2 separate regions of the Homo sapiens genome follow, and region 1 is linked to region 2. Evidence: read pairs that join two places in POLR2A ChIA-PET (ENCODE). Cell type or tissue: IMR-90. All regions are shown on one strand. Links, peaks and the distances in the headings refer to the core of each region. The heading gives the core; the rest is flanking DNA. Region 1 has its middle 69 kb from the start of LINC01765. Region 2 overlaps NGF-AS1 (NGF antisense RNA 1).

What was found. Peaks named below come from ENCODE experiments on the same cell type or tissue, not always from the same donor. Only the 100,000 strongest peaks of a DNase experiment are listed, where the experiment ranks them.
Region 1: POLR2A ChIA-PET joins it to region 2 with 5 read pairs; 4 of 35 experiments call an interaction of 5 or more read pairs at or near these places.

Annotation. Positions count from the first base shown.
Region 1 is chr1:115,167,487-115,170,408 of GRCh38, reverse strand. No RefSeq gene overlaps it. Among named protein-coding and RNA genes, the nearest start is that of LINC01765, 69 kb to the right of the region's middle. In IMR-90, for the core only: no CTCF peak of the experiment used is centred there; a DNase peak (open chromatin) is centred at 1,498; H3K27ac peaks cover 1,366 bases.
Region 2 is chr1:115,367,362-115,370,283 of GRCh38, reverse strand. NGF-AS1 (NGF antisense RNA 1) reads right to left here. Exons shown (of 2, transcript NR_157569.1): 2 at 2,212-2,922. Among named protein-coding and RNA genes, the nearest start is that of NGF, 31 kb to the right of the region's middle. In IMR-90, for the core only: no CTCF peak of the experiment used is centred there; no DNase peak of the experiment used is centred there.

The DNA.
Region 1 (2,922 bases), core at 203-2,702, 200 kb after region 2:
AGGAAAAGCCTCAGTGTTCTCCAAAAGAAAGACTGAGGCTATCTACAAAGCCTGAGGAAGTGGAGGTATTTGTTCAAGGTTTAAAGAGACAGGAAAAAATAGACTCCTAGAGAAGGCTTAGTGAGCCACTGATAAACTTCAAAATAAAAGTAAATGTATTGAGATTGCCTGAGGATGACTGATGGGCACAATTTGAAAGAAATGAAGAAACTCACTCTACCCACCCTCCTTATTCCACTGGGAATGGAAGAAGGAAAATCTCTGTGGAAGAAGATTGCAAGAACAGTATCCAGGGAAAAGGCAAGTCTGTTGTGGTAAGGAAGCAGAAAAAGGGCTTTAGGGAAAGGTTAAGGGGAATATGTCGTTAATAGAACTGGGGCTCCATGGGCTCAGGTGAAGCATCCCATTGAGGAGCAGCAAGGGTGGGAGTGGGCCTGAACTGGATAGAAAGAGAGGGAAGCAGGACTCACTCACAGGGGAGTAGAAAGCAGTTTTTAATGATTAAGGGATAAAGGAGGCTGAAAGTTGGAGATGCGCTAGAGATTCTTGTTTGTTATGGGAGGACAGAGCAAATACCAATTAAGTTCATTGAATTAACCTGCCCCTAAAATCTAAGTTAAATAAGTTAAATATTGATCCATTATCCACATCAACATCTCCAGGTCCTCTAAGATGATGTGCAAGACAAGGGCTGGCAGCAGAAGTCTCTTATAAGTCTCCCTTTGAGAGGTGGTCCTACAGTGAAGTTCAGGTCTCAGGAAAACAGTGGTACACATCCATACTCAAGGTGTTGAAAGGCCTGTATTTCTTTAAAATTTCTCTTCATCTTGTGTAGCAATTTGCCTTGTGTCTAACTTGGCATGGAGGAAAGATGATCCATTGGCTAGGGGTTAGAGGGCCTGAGAGTCCTAGTCCTAGCTCCACTCCTGATACACTAGATGACCTTAAAAAGCCATTAACTTTCCTGATACCATTTGTAAAGTGAGGGGCCTGAACCAGATGTTCCCTTAAGTCCCTTCCAGCACCAACATACTAAAAGCCTGAAAACACAAAACACTAAACCACGTCTAGGGATCATCTGGTCTAGTTCTTGGAAATTTAGTTTTTAAAAAAAAAAAAAAAAAAAAAAAAAAAAAAAAAAAAAGGAGAGAATTCCAGCTCCTATCTGTAACCTTCTGGAGACTTACTACCCATTGATAGAATTCCCTGTGGGAAATGTTTTGAAATAGTGGATAGTCTATAAAACGAAATTCTGGGGATTAATCTGCAATGAGGGCTGAAAATTTTCTGAGTGATTTTTCCCAAATGTATGAGAAATCTTTATCTAATTGAATGTGGAGCGTATTCTTTTCTGAAGCATCTTGTTTGCATTCTCAAAGCAGGGTTTGGTAGGAAAAAGAGCTTAGGCCAGATATTTTGCCACTTACTCATCAAGTTATTAGGGAAGATGCGCTGACAGCAACTAGTGAGTCACGTCGAGGTCATGTCATGTCTAAGTTTCAAACTATCTCCAAGTATTGCCACACACACATTCGCATATACCTCACCACCAGCACCATGAAACAGATTGTGAAAGAACTTCAGCCGCATCCATGAAGTGAAAGTGGGACTTTCTCCTGACCTCCACATCCCTGAGGAATCCGCTCTCACCACTGCGTACTTCTCTGATGGGAATCCTTGAGGTCATTTGGTCCCATCTTATACCTCGTAAACTCAGTATAACCTAACAGAAATGTCTCAACCTGTATCCCCAAACTTTACGTGAAAGAGACAGGGTAAAAAAAGACATGGAAACTTCCTTTGATTTCCAAATGCAGGAATTTTTATTACCCTGGAAAGGCACTTGGGGACTCTGAGTATTTTTATTTTTTCACAATGGCATTACCAGTAAAAATAAGAACACCTCCTACAGTGGTGCACTGTATATTTTCAATATTTTATATTTTTTAATCATTCAACATATATTGACAACTATGGTAGGTGGTAAGAGGGTATTCGGCGTCTATAAATTATCTATAATATAATGAAATAAATTATATAATTATGGTATATAAAAGGAGGATGTAATTAATTCTGCCTCGGGGTAGGGAAGTTGAGGAAGGTGAGTCTTAAATGATGAGTAAGAGTTGGAAGATGAGTAAGAACTAGCCAGAGGGTGAATGAGATTTGAAGGGCATTCAAGACTAAAGGGACAGGAAAATAAAAGGCAGATATGTGAGAGTTTATGAGGCATACTGGAGACCTACTAGCAGTCTATATGTGGCTAAAGCATAGTGTTCAATGCTAAAGGGGAGAGAATGGAGAGGTGGACGGGTAGATTTGGGCCTGCTTGTAAAGGCCTTAACCAACATACTGAGGACTACAGCTTTCATTCTTTAGGCAACAGGGAGGCAAAGATGACTGTGATCATGATCCAGTCTGTATTTTAGGAAGGTAATTCTGCTAGCAATGAAGAGAATGGATAAAGAGGGAGAGAAAGAAGGCAGAAAGAGGTCAAGATCTATTGCAATGGCTCAGGAGAAAAATGGCATATGTAAAAAAGATCATATTTTGCCATCATTATTTGTTTTTGTCTCCTTCTTTACCCCTCACACAGAGTTAAGTTTCTTGCACCCAAGTATCATGTCCTGTTCACCTTTGTATCCTAGCACAGAGCAGATTGCCTGTGCTACATAGTATAGGCATGCAATAAACACCATTCATAGGTGAATGCACAAAATGAGACATAAAAAGGGTAGTAGCAGTAGGGATATAAAGAAAGGGTAGATTCAAGAAATATTTTCTGAATTAGATTCTAAAGAATTTGGTCTAAGTAAAAGGGAAAATTCCAAAGTTCTGTATTGGGCAACTAAAATACAAGCATGGATCTTCAAAAACAGTTTTAATTTTCTTGGTTATTTTTTCGTTGAAAATAAAGTTTTC
Region 2 (2,922 bases), core at 122-2,621:
TCAGTGGCTCACGCCTCTCATCCCAGCACTGTGGGAGGCCAAGGCGGGAGGATCACGAGGTCAGGAGATCGAAACCATCCTGGCTAACACGGTGAAACCCCATTTCTACTAAAACACAAAAAATTAGCCAGGCATGGTGGCATGCAACTGTAATTCCAGCTACTCAAGAGGCTAAGGCAGGAGAATCACTTGAACCTGGGAGGCAGAGGTTGCAGTGAGCTGAGATCGCGCCACTGCACTCCAGCCTGGGTGACAGAGCAAGACTCCATAAAAAAAAAAAAAACAGAGCCCCATGTACTACAGATCTGTTTATAATTTCCTAGCTTGTTGGCCTAAAGCACAGCTTGGGTTTCCAGGGACATAGAACAGGCCACTAACTGGTGGCTTGGTGACATTAAGTCTCTCCAACTACAAGTCACAACTTGCCTTCAGTCAGAGTTCTTGTTCTTTCCAATCAGCTCTCAGCATTTCTCTGCTCACAAAAGGAAAATCCCAATTTCTATGCTGGCAAAAAGTATATGAAGAGTCCACATTTGTTCAACAAACATTTATTAAACACCTACCATGTCCTGGCCTTGTGCTAGATAGTAAGGGCTCAGACTCAAATTATACCTCCTTCCAAATAAGTAGTAAGAACTTGGAGTTGGATAGAACCCCAAGATCTGTTTGGAATTTTGGCTTCGTTTTTTACTAGCTTTGTGACTTTGTGCTAGAAACAACTTCTCTAAGCTTTTTTTTTCCTCTCTCTAAAACATGGACAATAAGAGTGTTCATCTAATTAGGATCATGTGACTATTTAATGAATGGACATAGTGAGTTAGAACAGTGCCTAGCACATAATTAGATCTCATCAAATGTTAATTCTTCTCACTATTGTTATTCTCATCTTACAGGGAAGCTGAGAATGAGAGAAATGAAGTAATTTGTTAGTAAGAGCAAGAGCTAGAACAAACTAGGTCTACCTGAAACCATGCTATATCCTGTTTTTCCAACATTAACATGTTGGAAGGCCTAGATGTTTTCCATCTCTCCATTCCAACATCCACATGGCTGTTTCATCCTAAACCTGGTTCATATCGCAATTGTAGGATGGCTGATGTGGAAGTCAGGACTGTCATTCCTGGTTCCTGTCCACTGGGAGAAAAAGATTAAACCCATCCATGTGTCTGTCATTTGAGAGCAAGAAGAAACATTCACAGCAAACCCATCTTGCCATCACTTTGGTCAAAACCAGGTCACATGGCCACTGAGCCACTCATTTATAGGTGGGGTGGAAATGTCCTTGGAGTTTTGGGCCCCTTGGAATTTTCAGGGCACCTCCTTACTGATTTCCTTACTCACTTACTTACTTTATTTATATTCCTTATAACTTTTAAGACTGGAAAGATTTAAGTATGTTTAACTATCTGTAGTTCAAGCCGTGATCGATAATAGATTGTAACAGAGAAAGATGGTAAAAGTGATAGCATAAAGTTCCCATAAATGAGGAAGAGGATAGGAGCCAAAGCATTGGTGGGCAATGGGGAGAGTTGTTCTCAAGTGAGAGAAGGACCCCTCCTCCATTATAACAGGAGACACAGAGCAGATGGGTCCCCATCTAGGTAGGTGACTGGCCAACCTTGCTCCCTTCAGAGGTCTGAGTCAAAGCCACCCACAGCACACTTTTAGCTGAATCTACTTCCAAAGGGACAAGTTTTCGCTATCTAAGCAGGTGCGTAACCCACCAGAGGAAATTATTGAAAAGTGTGTCCTCACCCACAGTGCTAGCATTTTTAGCTGGGCTTTTTTTTTTTTTTTCAATCAAGATTTGACATTGAAGAATGTGTTCTAAGAAGCATAGAGTGTTTAGTTTCCTCTTTGGATAATGCGTCCTCCTCTAATCACTGATACCTCATGACAAGCTCTGGCTCTGCTTTGGACAAAGTGACCCAGAAAGCCACAGGCTTGTGGGTCAAGATAAATATGAAAGCTAAGAATACACCATCCACATTTATCAAAGTTCCGTTAAAGAAAGCAATTTCCTCCAAAATATTTATTATTTACTAAGGAAAAACAGTAATTTCACAGCAGAAAAAAACCTGGCAGACACCAATTAACCAATCTATTAAAGTTAATATCACCAGTAATGAGACATATTGACTTCATGTACTCCTTGATAGGATGAACTCAGAAGGGCACAGCCCTTTTGTGGTATTCATGATGATAATGCATTGCCATGATCTAAATATGTGAAAACATCAGACCAACTCAAATCAAAAGACATTCTACAAAAACTGACTTCAAAAGAACTGAGGTTGTGCAAATGTCCTTCGACAATTGAATGCCTAAACAAACTGGTCCATCAAACCATGGAGTACGACTTAGCAAGAAACATGAATGAATTATTGACCAATGCAACAACATGGATGGATCTCAAGAAAATTAGGCTGAGTGAAAAAAAGCCAATCTCAAGAGATTACATACTGTATAACTCTATTTATATGATATTCTTGAAATGACAAAACTATAGAGATAGAGAACAAATTAATGGCTGCCAGGGATTGGGAGCTGGGGATAAACGGAAATAGCTATAGAAGGGTAGCACTGGGGGTCCTTGTGATAGAACTGTTCTCTGGTAGTGGCCATATGAATCTACACATGTGATAAAACTGCACAGAACTGATACAAACAGACACACACACACACACACACACACACTGATACACACAGGTCCATGTGAAACTGGTGAAATCTGAAGAAGATCCATGTACCTCATCAATGTGAATTTCCAAGTTGTGATATTATGCCATAGTTATTGAGATGTTACCAATGGGGGAAACTAGGTGAGGAATATAGGGATCTCTCTGTATTATTTCCTGCAACTGCATGTGAATTTAAAGTTATCTCAAAATAAAAAGTTTTAAAAACATATGTTGAAGTTGT